2 separate regions of the Homo sapiens genome follow, and region 2 is linked to region 1. The links are chromatin loops, found by intact Hi-C in ENCODE. Cell type or tissue: Calu3. All regions are shown on one strand. Links, peaks and the distances in the headings refer to the core of each region. The heading gives the core; the rest is flanking DNA. Region 1 has its middle 130 kb from the start of P2RY1. Region 2 has its middle 240 kb from the start of P2RY1.

The links. A loop is a pair of places that touch in the nucleus more often than their neighbours do. Peaks named below come from ENCODE experiments on the same cell type or tissue, not always from the same donor. Only the 100,000 strongest peaks of a DNase experiment are listed, where the experiment ranks them.
Region 2: it touches region 1 in a loop (6-fold over the local background); 2 of 110 quality-filtered maps call a loop at or near these places.

Annotation. Positions count from the first base shown.
Region 1 is chr3:152,956,481-152,964,812 of GRCh38, forward strand. No RefSeq gene overlaps it. Among named protein-coding and RNA genes, the nearest start is that of P2RY1, 130 kb to the left of the region's middle. In Calu3, for the core only: a CTCF peak has its summit at 4,948 (motif pointing left); DNase peaks (open chromatin) are centred at 4,071 and 4,991.
Region 2 is chr3:152,591,277-152,599,615 of GRCh38, forward strand. No RefSeq gene overlaps it. Among named protein-coding and RNA genes, the nearest start is that of P2RY1, 240 kb to the right of the region's middle. RefSeq lists enhancers at 5,097-5,196, 5,560-6,230. In Calu3, for the core only: no CTCF peak of the experiment used is centred there; DNase peaks (open chromatin) are centred at 5,035 and 5,465.

The DNA of each region.
Region 1 (8,332 bases), core at 1-8,000:
TAGCTGGGACTACAGGCGCCCGCTACCACGCCCGGCTAATTTTTTGTATTTTTAGTAGAGACGGGGTTTCACCGTGTTAGCCAGGATGGTCTCGATCTCCTGACCTCGTGATCCGCCCACCTCGGCCTCCCAAAGTGCTGGGATTACAGGCGTGAGCCACCGCGCCCGGCCCACATTTTCCTTTTTATTATCATTGTGACTTGCTTGAATGTTGGTGTGCTTTCTTAGTACTTTCTTCCAATCTTCTTTATTCTTGAGGAAAATTAGTCCCTTGATATGTTCTACTTTAGCTATTAGAAATAGCTAAAATCTTCAATTTATGGAATGAGAGGCTTGAAAATGTAGATTTTATGTCTCAGAGCATGTGTGTATTTACTCAACCTTATAAAATTGGATCTTTTACTTGAGCAGTGAGACTTGTACCTCTTTAGCACCTGTGTATTTTGGCAACTTTGCTTTTGAAACATCATTTGGAGCACTAAGGGAACAATTGGTGCTTAGAGAGACATTAAAGAAATGCTAAATGCTATTTAAAATTTTGTGGGTGTTTTTTCTTGGTTTTGTTTGGTTTGATTTTTGGTGCATGGAAAAGAATAAGACTTTTGGGACATCAGCCCTGTTAAGAAGAAAATGGAATGTTTGAATTGCATCAGGTGAAAAATGTTTACCCCAATGTCACATTACTAAGTTAATGCATTCAGGACTCTCCCATATGAGAGAGTGGTAGACATAGTGTTAACATCACTATAAACCTTTGTCCCAGTCCAGCTTGGTGGCAGAAAGGAAAGGGGAGGGTCCAAAGATTATTACTATAATTTCTATCATACATAATGTATCCAACAAATGATAATTTATCTTCCTCTGGTTTATGTAATTAAGTTTTCCAGTTCAAAAACCATTACTCTTACTGTAGTTCTGAAGTAGTAAATGTAGCAGGGAAAGCCAACCTGTGGCTCATGTATGGTCATGTCCTCCTCCCATGTCTAAAGCAAACATCATTTATCCATTATGTCGCTCATTCTTACCAAGCCCAGAGGAGACCTCAGAATTCTTTTCAACATAGCCTTAAAGCCAGTTACTCCAAAAATTAGAATTGGAACCAAAGGTCAGCTCACAGCTATACAATTATTAGCTGCAAATGGGAGGTGAGGGAGCATTGCTAAATATGTGCCTATCAAAGACCTGAGCAAAGTGAAGCGATTACATAAACAGCTTTCACTTTGCTAATGAAGTAACTGAGTACCTTCTTCAAATATAACTAGTGAGTCATGATTCTAGAACTGAGATTCAAGTCTTCAGTATCTTTGAATTCCATCTTTTCACCATTTCACATGTCCCCTCATACATCTGTCTACACAGATTTATGTTTATATTACATACATTTTTATTTACCTAATCTACACTTTAATTCATTGTCAGAAGCGCCTTCTAACAATACCAAAGATTCTATTTGTATTTAATTGGAACTAAACATATATTGGCTGCCATACTAAATTTTACTCTATCCAGATTGAAAGCATTGTCCCACTGTTTTAAAATACCACAGATTTATTATTTACAATCAAGGGAGGCATGCATCAGTGTAATAATGTGTCTCAACTCAATTTAACATATTACATTCCCCAACTGGAAATGACACAGTAGCCAGGAAGACTAAACTACCATTTACTTTCCTTACTCCGTGTTCAGCTGTAGGCACTGGAGTATGAAATGGCTAGCTACATTCATTACTAGGTTCTGTAGGCTTCTGCTCACAATGTCCACCAAAGCTGCATTAACAGAATAAAATGTATTACAAAATTCCACCATACATTCCCAATAAACATAGTTCACAAAGTATAAATTAAGAGATAGAAATGTGTGTGTAATCATAGAATACATGTTTTCTTTAGCATACAAATTCTGACTATCTGAATATTTCTATCCGTTATAACAACACTACACAAAACTATAACAACTTGCAAAATATTTACTGTGCAGACCAAACCCTGCTGTAATAAACCCACTAATGCAAATCAGTGAAAATGTTTAAACTGTGCTAGAGTTCAGTGAGAGAAGTTAGAGTGCACTGCAGTCATACCTCAGCTATATGGGATCCAGCTCATTGTCTCCATCAGCTTCCACACATTTTCCCTGATGAATTAGCCCCTTTTAGGCACTAACTTCTCCCAGACAGTATATTTTGCTGTATGTGTCAAAATTAACGTGGTAATTCTAAAATTCATATGAAGATTCAAAAAGTTAGAAATAGCCAAGGCAATTTTGAAGAAGTATAAAACTATAGACTTAAACTATCAGAAATCAAGACCTATTGTAAAGCTATATTCATATGATATAATATCACACAGCAAAAATGTGATCATGTGGCCAGTGCGGTGGTTCATGCCTATAATCCCAGTACTTTGAGAGGCTGAGGTGGGCAGATCACTTGAGGTCAGGAGATTGAGACCAGCCTGGTCAACATGGTGAAACCCCATCTCTACTAAAAATATAAAAAAATTAGCCGGGCATGAGGTGCACGCCTGTAGTCCCAGCTACTCGGGAGGCTCAGGCAGGAGAATGGCTTGAACCCAGGAGGCAGAGGTTGCAGTGAGCTGAGATAGCACCATTGCACTACAGCCTGGGCGACAGAGTGAGACTCCATCTAAAAAAAAAGTGATAATGTGTTACCCAGATGCAGCTTCCAAAAAAAATATTTCTTTTATAAGGATTTTAAAAAGAAGCTTTCACTTATTTCAAAGCAGTAGGATATTAATCTCACATTCATATTACTTATTTTCAGCCCATTTCTTTCCTTTTTTAAAAATCCTACCCTAGAATTGACTGACCAGTCACAACAATCAGCAGATACCTTACACCTGTCCACCTCTTCCATGGACTGCCTCAATTGCAAATTGCCTTGTTTGTGGTCTGCCCTTTGCAGGGCAGTTCACACCTAGGTACTGAATATGTAGGGAAGGGTGTAAATGCTTAGCCATTTCAACTCAGCGTAGGACGCTGTGATGGGCAATACTCAACAGAGGTTTTATCAAGCCTGCATCACAGTTCAACTCTCTTCCCCGCCCAGTATGTGTTTTTAGAGAACCCAACATCTGATGAATAAATAATGCATGAATTGCTCATACATAAGTTTGAACAAAAGAAACCAGACACAAAAAAGTATATATTATGTGATTCATTTAAATTAATTTTTAAAACAAAACTAAACCAGAATGATAGAGATCAGAACAATGACTACCTTCAAATGGCTATTGACTGTGAGAGGGTATGAGAAAGCTTTTTGTCTGCTGATAATATTCCATACCTTCATCTTTGTGGTAGTTGCCTATATACCCATGTGACTATATACATGAATACTCAGCACTTGGATCAGCATACACACACACACACACGTACACACACAGTATGTGTGTGTGTATGTATATGTTCAGATTGAAAGGACACAAGGAATACCAAAGAGATTAGATAAGGAGGCATTTATAGTGAAATTTCAGAGTAGCATAAAAAAGAAAAAAATTCTAAAAGCTTCCAGAGGGAAAGAACAAAACACTTACAAATGAATAAATGTCATATTGATAACAAATCTTCAAACTGCAACTGCTGGATTCATGAAGTCAATTAAATTTACAATGAATGAAAAATCGTGATTCTACAATTCTGCACTGTTAAAGCCCAGGAAAAGAAAAAAAGAAAATAATACACAATACTTTACCTTCTTGAGCCTCAATTCATTGAAATGTCATATAGTATAATCTTCTAAAATAAAAATGCAGCATAAAGCTGCCTCAAGAATGTAAATGCATAAATAATAGCTGTAGTGGTGAGTCCAGTCACTACAATGATTTGGAAGTAGTCATGGGAATATACAAGATATCAATATATGGCCAGGTGGGGTGGCTCACACCTGTAATCCCAGTACTTTGGGAGGCCAAGGTGGGTGGATCACCTGAGGTCAGGAGTTCGAGACAAGCCTGACCAATATGGTGAAACCCCGTCTCTCCTAAAACTACAAACAAATTAGCTGGGTGTGGTGGCGGATAGATCCCAGCTACTCAGGGGCTGAGGCAGGAGAATTGCTTGAACTCGGGAGGCGGAGGTTGTGGTTAGCCGAGATTGCACCATTGCACTCCAGCCTGAGCAACAGAATGAGACTCTGTCTCAAAAATTTTATATATATATATAAAATAACTAATTTGATATGAAAATATCTATAAATTATATTCGTTGTTTGTTACCTACATGCATAACTGAAGGAAATGCTAAATCTCAGTGAGAACTAAATTAAAACAAAGACATGAAGTGGAAGCCAGAGGTGAGTTCAAATTCCAGATCTGTTACTCATTTGTACAAATAAGTTAGATAATTGCTTAAGCCCTTCGAACTACAGTCTCCTTATGTTTCAACGGAGATAATACTTTCTACTTCACAGGGCTGTTGGAAGGATTGTTAGATGATCTAAGAAGACTCTAGCAATGTCTCTAGTAGATTTGCCTGCCATCTGAAGCCCTTATATTCCACCCACTCTCTGTGAATAAGCCAAATCTTGACCTCTCCCCAATCTCTCTCAGTTTTAACTCAGCTTCCAACCTCAATTTTCAAGCAGAAGATTTCCAAATAAAGATGTATATTTTCTTATTTATTTGAAATGATATCTGGAATAGTAGTTTCCAACCTCCTCATTGGATTAGATTATATCCCTGTACATTCTGCAGGTAAGAATAAAATGTTTGACAGAGAAACACGTTGTATTGTTTCTGTCAATATGGATGCTGTTATATTGTTTGAAGCAAATTATTTTACACAAATATGGGTCTCGATATGATTATATGCTATGCAAACAAACATATACATGCATAAGAGACTGGAAACAGAATTCTGAACTGGCTCAGCTTAAATCCAGTCATCTGGATCATGAAATCAGCATATCTGCTACCACCTGGTGGTAGTTTACCCAAATTCTGGTTACACTTTCTTGTGTGCTTGAATACCTTGATCAATACAACTCTCAGTCTACAAATCTAAAGCATGTTGCCAAACTCAAACCAGTCCGGGGAGTACATTTCCACATTTTTAGGCATCTGTCCAGATGCTTCATTTGCTTTCCTTCACAGAGTAAATCATTACCAAATGGAAGTAGTGTTGATGCTTTCGCTATAGTACCATTCCAGCCTTATTTCCTATTATTTCCATTGAGGCCACACACACTCCAGCAAAATTATCTGCTCACTGCTTCTTACACATTGCCTGTACTCCTCTCCCCAGCTTGTCATGTCGTCTCTTATGACCATGTGTATGCCTACAAACCAAATAGTCTAATGCCATCTTCTCCACGAAATCTTTTCACTTTGCCCAGAGGGACATACTCCTTTCTCTTCTGTTATCTCCTAAAGCAATTCATTGTAACATCCATCCTCATACTATGTAACACTTAGTACTACAGTCATTTATATAGTTATTGTACTGAAGACTGCAGGCAATTGTAACACAATGGTAAGTATTTGTGTATCTAAACAGAAAAGGTATCGTAAACACACAATCTTTTGGTACCACTGTTAAATATGTGATCTGCCACTGACTGAAATGTTGTTCAGTGGTACATAACTATATGTGTTTGTGTGTATACATACATGTACATAGGCAAGTCCCTTCTGTCTATGAGCTTGTAAAATCAAAAGCAAGCTAGTTACTTCCTAGATACAATGGGGATACAGGTATTAGGTAAATACAGCCATTCCAAATGAGAGAAATTGACCAAAACAAAGGGGTTACCGGGCCCAGGCAAGTCCAAAATCCAGCGGGACAGTCAAATTTTAAAGCCCCAAAATGATCTCCTTTGACTCCATATCTCACATCCAGTCACACTGATGGAAGAAGTGGGCTCCCATGGTCATAGGAAGCTCCACCCCTGTGGCTTTGCAGGGTACAGCCTCCCTCCCGGCTGCTTTCACAGGCCGGTGTTGTCTGCAGCTTTTCCAGGCACACAGTGCACGCTGTCGGTGGATCTATCATTCTGGGGTCTGGAGGACGGTGGCCCTCTTGTTACAGCTCCACTAGGCAGTGCCCCAGTAGGGACTTTGTGTGGGGGCTTTGACCCCACATTCCCCTTCCACACTGCCCTAGCAGAGGTTCTCCATTAGGGCCCCACCCCTGCAGCAAACTTTTGCTTGGGCATCCAGGCATTTCCATACATCTTCTGAAATCTAGGCAGAGGTTCCCAAACCCCAGTTCTTGACTTCTGTGCACCCACAGGCTCAACACTACATGGAAGCCACCAAAGTTTGGGGCTTGCAACCTGTGAAACCATGGGCTGAGCAGTACCTTGGCCCCTTTTAACAATGGCTGGAGCAGCTGGGACACAGGGCACCAAGTCCCTAGGCTGCACACAGCATGGGGACCCTGGGCCAGGCCTACAAAACCACTTTTTCCTCCTAGGCCTCTGGGTCTGTGATGGGAGGGGCTGCATGAAGACCTATGACATTCTCTGGAGACATTTTCCCCATTGTCTTGGGGATTAACATTCAGCTCTTTGTTTCTTATGCAAATTTCTGCAGCCGGCTTACATTTTCCCTCAGAAAAATGGGTTTTTCTTTTCTACTGCATCATCAGGCCTTAAATTTTCCAAAATTTTATGCTCTGTTTCCCTTTTAAAATGGAATGCTTTTAACAGTACCAAAGTCACCTCTTGAATGCTTTGCTGCTTAGAAATGTCTTCTGCCAGATACCCTAAATCATCTCTCAAGTTCAAAGTTTCACAAGTCTCTAGGGCAGGGCAAAATGCTGCTAGTCCCTTTGCTAAAGCATCACAAGAGTCACCTTTGCTCCAGTTCCCAACAAGTTCCTCATCTCCATCTGAGACCACCTCAGCCTACACCTTATTATATATGTCACTATCAGGCTTTTGGTCAAAGCCATTCAACAAGTCTCTAGGAAGTTCCAAACTTTCCCACATTTTCCTGTCTTCTTCTGAGCCCTCCAAACTATTCCAACCTCTGCCTGTTACCCAGTTCCAAAATCACTTCCACATTTTCAGGTATCTTTTCAGCAACACCCGTTCTACTGATACCAGTTGACTGTATTAGTCCGTTTTCATACCCAATAAAGACATACCTGAGACTAGGAAGAAAAAGGTTTAATTGGACTTACAGTTCCACATGGCTGGGGAGGCCTCAGAATCATGGTGGGAGACGAAAGGCACTTCTTACATGGTGGTACCAAGAGAAAATGAGAGAGACACAAAAGCAAAAACCCCTGATAGGCTGGAGTGCAATGGCATGATCTTGGCTCACTGCAACCTCCACATCCTGGGTTCAAGTGATTCTCCTGCCTCAGCCTCCTGAATAGCTGGGATTACAGGCACCTGCCACCATGCCCGGCTAATTTTTGTATTTTTAGTAGAGATGGGGTTTCGCCATGTTGGCCAGGCTGGTCTCAAGCTCCTGACCTCAGGAGATCCGCCTGCCTTGGCCTCCCAAAGTGCTGGGATTACAGGAGTGAGTCACAGCACCTGGCCATTGTTTAAGAATTTTTATAGAGCATGCTCTTTAGCCCCCTTGCCCCACCTTTCCTAGAGGTTGGTGAGTGAAGCTGAAAGTACTCTCTAGTTGTCTAATTACTTGGTCTTTCTCGTGACCAGCCCTATTCTGGGGCTATTAGGTCCCACCCCATGTAACCTCATTAGCATGAATTCAAGTGTTATCAAAGGGGCTTATTGTGACTATCAAAAAATAAATACTCCTATCACTCAGGAAATTCCAGGGGTTTTAGGAGCTCTATTACAAGGGCAAAAAAACAATATACAGTATTTCAAATTATCCTGCAGGAGACGATTGAACTCAGTAAAAGCCATGGAGAAGATGGGATTGATATGAAAGATTCTGCAAAGGCCGAATCTATAGAATATAATGAGTGACTAGCAGGAGGGTAGGAAAGAGAAAAAACTCAAGATAGTTTTACATTTTTGAGTCTAGGTGACTGGGAGAATAGAGGAGAATGCGGAGTCTGTAATAGAAAACAATATTTAAAACAATCTCTTAAGAACAAATTTTTGATGCCCTGGTTTTGGTCTACTAATTTTCATAATTTATCACCAGAAAAAAAATTTACATCTGGGCTATATAACTCATGAGTATGTTATTATTAAAAGATGATAGAGATAGCCATGAAGAACCACTAGTAAATCTGTGAATCTTGGTTTCTTGGTGCTACTATATTTAAGGATAAGTGTATTTGTTAAATGTTCTGCATTTTTGTTAGTGGTACCGTTAGAACTATAATCACCTGGAGAGTCCCTCCTGCCCATAGCACAGATAAAACCAGTTCACTGAGATCATGC
Region 2 (8,339 bases), core at 270-8,269, 360 kb before region 1:
GACTGGAGACAGGTTAAAAAGGGCTCTTAGCCCAAACTGATACTGAAGCATCTCAAATTTTATAATGCAAAAAGTTATTAAATCAGCAACATTTATATTGCCACATGCTTGCTTTGTATATCATTGACGTTGTTCCTAAAATGTGTGGTTAATCATTTCTGAAAATTTTATATTGATCTATTTTATATAATTTAATTCAATTTTGTTTAACAAACATTAATAAGCTCCAAGTGATCAAGGTACCATGGGGGTGGGAGTCAGGGTTGGGGAGTAACAAATATTAGAAAGAAAAAACATCTTGCTCTGCCTTTTTGGTGATTACAGTCTAACGGGAGGCAGGCAAACAAGCAGAGAAATGTGACATAAGTGATAAGAGAAGGACATGAGCAAATAAAAGCATTTTAGATGACTGAAGGGAACATAAGACCATGCTATCAGCCTTCCTGGAACACTACCAACCTACCACAAACAGCCACATTTAAGCCCTCTATCCTCTAATTCTGATGCTAAAGTTCTGATTCCATTTATAAGCCATCATCTCATCTCATCTTCTATGCAGTGCACGAGACTCTCTGAAATAGGTTGGTACCTTTGGACAATTAAAATGAATGCAGTAATTGGAAATATGAAGGTGCTCTCACAGGAATTGTGTTCTTGCTATGTTGTATATGCATGTGTAGGAATGTTAAAATGTTAACATGTCTTTGACTGCATAACTGCAATCATTATTAGTTAAATAGTAAAATGTTCTTTTCCAATTCTACTTTTATACATTCATTCACTTAACAAATACATATACCTCTGTGTGCCAGTCACTGTCTAGGCACTACAGACAAAGAAGTGGACTTGAGAGACAAGGTCCTTGCCTTTATGGGCTCATATTTAGATATCTGGAAATTAAACCAACTTGTAAACAACTATTTCAAATAAAGGATAAACAGAAGGAGGTGTGGGGTGGAAGAATGAATATTATTAGATTAGTCTAAAGAGGCCTCTCTTGAGAAACTACATTTGAGCTGAGTCCAAAATGATATAGAGGCAGCCATGTGAACAGATAGGGAGAGAGTGTTCCAGGCAGAGGGCACAGCAAATGCAAAACCTTTGAGAAGAAAACCAGCTTAGGATATTCAAGGATAAAAAAGAAGAAAAGAAAAACAGCATGCTGGAAGCAAACTGAGCTGGGAGATGAGTGGTACTATATGAGATTAGAGAGAAAGTCAAGGCTATGTGCAAGGAGTAATCATGCATCTCGGTTTCCTTGTAAGGTTCAGTCTCAGTTTGTACCTGTTGTCCTCTTCTTGACTAATAGGGCTCCTTTTATCTCACACATGTCCTAGAGGGGAGTAGAAATGATACTGTCACTCTACTCAGACTTTGGATCCTATTCCAAGTGCAGTGGGAAGCCATGAAGTGATTTTACGCTAAAGAAAGGCAAGATGTGATGTATCTTTTGAAAGAGCACTGTTATATTTTATGCAAAATCTCAACTGATTTTTCCCTGTTAATAATAACTAATACTGATGATGATTACTGTTAGTTTACTGGACCAACAGAGGTGATTTCCCAGGTCTCCACTCCAATTTTTTTTCACATGATCACATAACCACATAAGTCAAATAAACATGGACTGGACACAAATACACACTCATCTACTTATTCTCTATGCCAAGGCAGTGGAAGAATATGGAATGTGTAATATTTTATAAACGTCCTTTTACTAAATGTTATTAGTAAATTATTCCCTTACATATATAGCATTGAATCAACAGCTCATTCATCTTCAGGGAACATATCAAATATACTGTTTAGGTAGCATGATGGCATGGTGCTAAGAACATTAAATTAAGAGGAAGGCACCTTGAATTCTGGCCATTTGGAATAATTTGTTTAAACATGTTAGGTCTCAGTTTCATCAACTACAAAATGGAAGTTTAGAGTTTTTTATTTCTTTCAGGGTAGGAGTGTCAATACTTGAAAATAGAACTAAAATAATGTGGAGGAGAGAGTGAAAGTAAGGAGAATGGAGAGAGAAGAACTAAGACAAGGATTAGAAGGAGAAAAAAAGAATGAGGAGGGAAGGAGAGAGATGGGGAGAAGGAGGAGAAGAGAGTGAAAGAAGAGGAAGAGGAGGAGGAGGAAGAAAGCAAAGGGAAATAGGAAAGGAAAAGGGGGAGAAGGAAGAGGGAGGAAAGGAAAAAGAAGCAGGAAGAGGAAAGAAGGGAAAGGAAGAGGGGAAAAGAGAAGCCAGGGAAGGAAATTAAGCTGACAGAGTGAATCAGTCAGGGTTTTTGTTGCAAGCAACAGAAATTTGGTTTATTTAAGCAGAATTATCATTTATTCCCAAGTGGGCCAGATAATTGGCTTGGAGACTTTCACCAAGAACCAAGTCCAACTTTGTATTGCCCAACATAAAGCCTAGTAGGGCTGGTCTTATAGAGACACTGATGTCACTGTTTCCAGGCACAGATTTTGAGGCTTATACTGCAGATACTCATAGTGCCAGATGCTGACTAGAGCTCTTGCCACCCTAACCCAAAGGATAGGTCTTTGCATCATCAGTTCTCAAATCCACATCCTCCAAGAGAGCATCTAATTGGCAAAACCAAAGACACATGCCTGTGTCCTCTCTTCAAGCAATTTTCCTAGACTTTTTATGGAAAGAGGTCACTGTTTTTTTTTTTTTTTTTTTTTTTTTTTTTTTTTTTTTATTATACTCTAAGTTTTAGGGTACATGTGCACATTGTGCAGGTTAGTTACATATGTATACATGTGCCATGCTGGTGCGCTGCACCCACTAATGTGTCATCTAGCATTAGGTATATCTCCCAATGCTATCCCTCCCCCCTCCCCCGACCCCACCACAGTCCCCAGAGTGTGATATTCCCCTTCCTGTGTCCATGTGATCTCATTGTTCAATTCCCACCTATGAGTGAGAATATGCGGTGTTTGGTTTTTTGTTCTTGCAATAGTTTACTGAGAATGATGGTTTCCAATTTCATCCATGTCCCTACAAAGGATATGAACTCATCATTTTTTATGGCTGCATAGTATTCCATGGTGTATATGTGCCACATTTTCTTCATCCAGTCTATCATTGTTGGACATTTGGGTTGGTTCCAAGTCTTTGCTATTGTGAATAGTGCCGCAATAAACATACGTGTGCATGTGTCTTTATAGCAGCATGATTTATACTCATTTGGGTATATACCCAGTAATGGGATGGCTGGGTCAAATGGTATTTCTAGTTCTAGATCCCTGAGGAATCGCCACACTGACTTCCACAATGGTTGAACTAGTTTACAGTCCCACCAACAGTGTAAAAGTGTTCCTATTTCTCCGCATCCTCTCCAGCACCTGTTGTTTCCTGACTTTTTAATGATTGCCATTCTAACTGGTGTGAGATGATATCTCATAGTGGTTTTGATTTGCATTTCTCTGATGGCCAGTGATGATGAGCATTTCTTCATGTGTTTTTTGGCTGCATAAATGTCTTCTTTTGAGAAGTGTCTGTTCATGTCCTTCGCCCACTTTTTGATGGGGTTGTTTGTTTTTTTCCCAAACAGCATGGTACTGGTACCAAAACAGAGATATAGATCAATGGAACAGAACAGAGCCCTCAGAAATAATGCCGCATATCTACAACTATCTGATCTTTGACAAACCTGAGAAAAACAAGCAATGGGGAAAGGATTCCCTATTTAATAAATGGTGCTGGGAAAACTGGCTAGCCATATGTAGAAAGCTGAAACTGGATCCCTTCCTTACACCTTATACAAAAATCAATTCAAGATGGATTAAAGATTTAAACGTTAAACCTAAAACCATAAAAACCCTAGAAGAAAACCTAGGCATTACCATTCAGGACATAGGCGTGGGCAAGGACTTCATGTCCAAAACACCAAAAGCAATGGCAACAAAAGACAAAATTGACAAATGGGATCTAATTAAACTAAAGAGCTTCTGCACAGCAAAAGAAACTACCATCAGAGTGAACAGGCAACCTACAACATGGGAGAAAATTTTCGCAACCTACTCATCTGACAAAGGGCTAATATCCAGAATCTACAATGAACTCAAACAAATTTACAAGAAGAGGTCACTGTTTCCCACCCACACTCATAAGGTAGAAAATTCCTTACACAAAAAAAGCAAGATGTATGCTGGGCATACAAAAAGAATGACACATGTTCATTATAAGAGAACAGAGTATATTTAGTGATAAATTAGCTTTGTGGTAAAAATATTTTACTATGAAAATGGTAACACAGACCAGGTACAGTGGCTTATGTTTGTAATTCCAGCACTTTGGGAGGCTGAGGTGGGGGGATTGCTTGATTCCAGGAGTTTGAGACCAGCTTGAGCAACACAGTGTGACCCTGTCTCTACAAAATTTTTACAAATTAGCTGGGTGTGGTGGCACACATGTGTAGTCCCAGCTACTCATCTACTCAGGAGGCTGAGGTGGAGGTGGGAGGATTGCTTGATCCCAGAGGGTTGAGGGTACAGTGAGCTAGGCTTATGGCACTGCACTCCAGCCTGGGTGACAAAGTGAGACCCTGTTTCAAATTATAATAATAATAATAAATTATTTAAAAAATACTAAGAGAAAGAAGAAAGAAAGAGAGAGAAAGAAAGAAAGAAAGAAAGAAAGAAAGAAAGAAAGAAAGAAAGAAAGAAAGAAAAGAGGTAATATAATTGATCTAGGGTTAAGTGAATAAAGTATAATATATTTCTCAGTTCTGATTATTCCAAGGAATCTTTTAGTCTGGTGTCAGGGAGAGAATGGAGACCACAAATCTCTTTCCTTTTCTTCATAGCAAGATGGAAGAAGCCAAAGATTCGAGCTCTTTCTCTCAAATGTAGCTTTTCAAACAGCAAGTCCTAAGTCTCAAGTTAGGAAGTGAAAGTGTCATAGCTCTCTGATGCTGGCTAAAATTTTACTTTAAGTTTCTTGTCCTTGAAGAGAAACAGGAAGCACATTTTCTTATCAGCCAAAGCAGAATGAGTTCTTTTAGCAAGGTCCCACCCCCTGAGAGTGAACTTTGCACTGCCCAAATATGTGCGTGGAGCTCATTTGTGCTCTAATTGAATCCTTTAAAGCAACACAGCTGGAAGACTCAGATCTCACTTCCTTGATATTCTACAGTCTGCAGTTCATTTTTGCCAAGCCAAAAAGTGACTTGTGGAGGGAAAAATAACCCTAACAACAACAACATTTAAAAAGAAACAAAACCAGAGGAACTATCTGACATTTTGGTGCATCAGTTTAGTCAGTATATTCCTGCTGCTCGGAATAATTTCTCTGGACCTAGAACTCAACTTCTTCTTAGATAATTTATAATCATGGAAACCATACAGATCCCTGAGGTCAGGGAGCCACAGCGAGACCACATCCTTTGTTTTCATTTCTCAGCTCCAAGTTAAGCTGCTTATTGTGCCTGGATCCAAGATGTACAAATCATCCAGAGTGGCTGGGTTGTGTAAGAATGTTTCAACTGGCATGATGCCTGCTCTATCAATACAAATGGCTTAACTATTTTCTGATAAACCAAAGAATCATCCTACATGGCTCTCCTGAAACTGTAACTGTCTCTGAGCTGGCAGAGGAAGACTTGCAAGGGTTTTGTGTTTGAGAATCATCTGCAGATTGAGTTTTACAGGAGCTGGTTCCCTTACTTTGACACCCTGGGAGCAACTTCATATAAAGAACAGATCAGCATCTGAATATGGAACAGTAGGTGTCAGGCCTCTGAGCCTAAGCTAAGCCATCATATCCCCCGTAACCTGCATGTACACATCCAGATGGCCAGTTCCTGCCTTAACTGATGACATTCCACCACAAAAGAAGTGAAAATGGCCTGTTCCTGGCTTAATGGATGACATTATCTTGTGAAATTCCTTCTCCTGGCTCATCCTGGCTCAAAAGCTCCCCTACTGAGCACCTTGTGACCCCCACTCCTGCCCACCAGAGAACAACCCCTTTGACTATAATTTTCCTTTACCTACCCAAATCTTATAAAACGGCCCCAACCCATCTCCCTTCGCTGACTCTCTTTTCGGACTCAGCCCGCCTGCACCCAGGTGAAATGAACAGCTTTATTGCTCACACAAAGCCTGTTTGGTGGTCTCTTCACACGGACGTGCATGAAATTTGGTGCCATGACTCGGATCGGGGGACCTCCCCTGGGAGATCAATCCCCTGTCCTCCTGCTCTTTGCTCCATGAGAAAGATCCACCTACGACCTCAGGTCCTCAGACCACCAGCCCAAGAAACATCTCACCAATTTCAAATCCAGTAAGCGGCCTCTTTTTACTCTCTTCTCCAACCTCCCTCTATCCCTCAACCTCTTTCTCCTTTCAATCTGGGCGCCACACTTCAATCTGTCCCTTCTCTTAATTTCAATTCCTTTCATTTTCTGGTAGAGACAAAGGAGACACATTTTATCCATGGACCCAAAACTCCGGCGCTGGTCACGGACTAGGAAGGCAGCCTTCCCTTGGTGTTTAATCACTGCAGGGATGCTTCTCTGATTATTCACCCACGTTTCAGAGGTGTCAGACCACGCAGGGACGCCTGCCTTGGTCCTTCACCCTTAGCGGCAAGTCCCGCTTTTCTGGGGGACTTGCCAACCCCTTCTCTCCATGTCTCTACCCCTTCTCTGCTTTTATGGGGGAAGGGCAAGAACTCCTCAACCCCTTCTCCTTCACCCTTAGTGGCAAGTCCCGCTTTTCTAAGGGGCAAGAACCCCCAATCCCTTATCCCTGCATCCTGACCTCTTATCTCTGTGCCCCAATCCCTTATCACTGTGCCCCAATGCCTTATTTCCGTGCCCCAACCTCTTATCTCCATGCCCTGACCCCTTATTTCCATGCCCCGACCCCTTTCCCACTTTTCTGGAGGGTAAGAACCCCCGAACCCCTTCCCTCCATGTCTCTACTCTCTCTTTTCTCTGGGCTTGCCTCCTTCACTATAGGCAACCTTCCACCCTTCATTCCTCCTTCTTCTCCCTTAGCCTGTGTTCTCAAGAACTTAAAACCTCTTCAACTCACACCTGACCTAAAACCTAAATGCCTTATTTTCTTCTGCAACACCGGTTGGCCCCAATACAAACTTGACAATGGCTCTAAATGGCCAGAAAACGGCACTTTCAATTTCTCCATCCTACAGGACCTAAATAATTTTTGTCGAAAAATGGGCAAATGGTCTGAGGTGCCTTAAGTCCAGGCATTTTTCACACTTCATTCCCTCCCTAGTCTCTGTTCCCAATTCGATTCCTCCCAAATCCTCCTTTTTTCCCTCCCACCTGTCCCCTCAGTCCCAACCCCAAGCATTGCTGAGTCTTTCCAGTCTTCCTTTTCTACAGACCCATCTGACCTCTCCCCTCCTCCTCAGGCTGCTCTTCACCAAGCTGAGCTAAGTCCCAATTCTTCCTCAGCCTCCGCTCCTCCACCTATAATACTTCTACCACCTCCCCTCCTCACACCCGGTCTGGCTTACAGTTTAGTTCCATGACTAGCTCTTCCCCACCTGCCCAGCAATTTCCTCTTAGAGAGGTGCCTGGAGCTGAAGGCATAGTCAAGGTACATGTACCTTTTTCTCTATCAGACCGCTCTCAGATCAGTCAATGTTTAGGCTCTTTCTCATCAGACCCCACTAAATACATACAGGAATTCTGATATCTAACTCTGTCCTACAATTTAACCTGGAGTGACTTAAATGTCATCCTGACTTCTACCCTCTCCCCAGATGAACGGGAAAGAGTTTTTTCTCTAGCCCAATCTCATGCTGACAACCGCTGGCTTCATGAGCCAGACCTCCAGGAAGGCATTAGAGCAGTTCCCCGAGAGGATCCCCAATGGAACTACCAGGCAAATTCCCCAGGTATAGCTAGGCGAGATTACATGATTTCCTGCCTAGTTGAAGGGCTTAAAAAGGCAGCTTACAAAGCTGTTAATTATGACGAGCTTAAAGAAACTACCCAAGGTAAAGACGAAAACCCAGCCCGGTTCATGGCCCGCTTAGCAGCAACACTTAGACACTTTACTGCCCTAGACCCAGAGGGGCCAGAAGGCCGCCTTATTCTTAATATGCATTTTATCACCCAATCCACTCCTGAAATTAGGAAAAAACTCCAAAAATTAAATTCCGGCCCTCAAACTCCACAACAGGACTTAATTAACCTTGCCTTCAAGGTGTACAATAATAGAAAAAAGTTGCAATTCCTTGCCTCCACTGTGAGGCAAACCCCAGCCATATCTCCAGCACACAAGAACTTCCAAACGCCTGAACTGCAGCGGCCAGGCATTCTCCAGAACCTCCTCCCCCAGGAGCTTGCTAC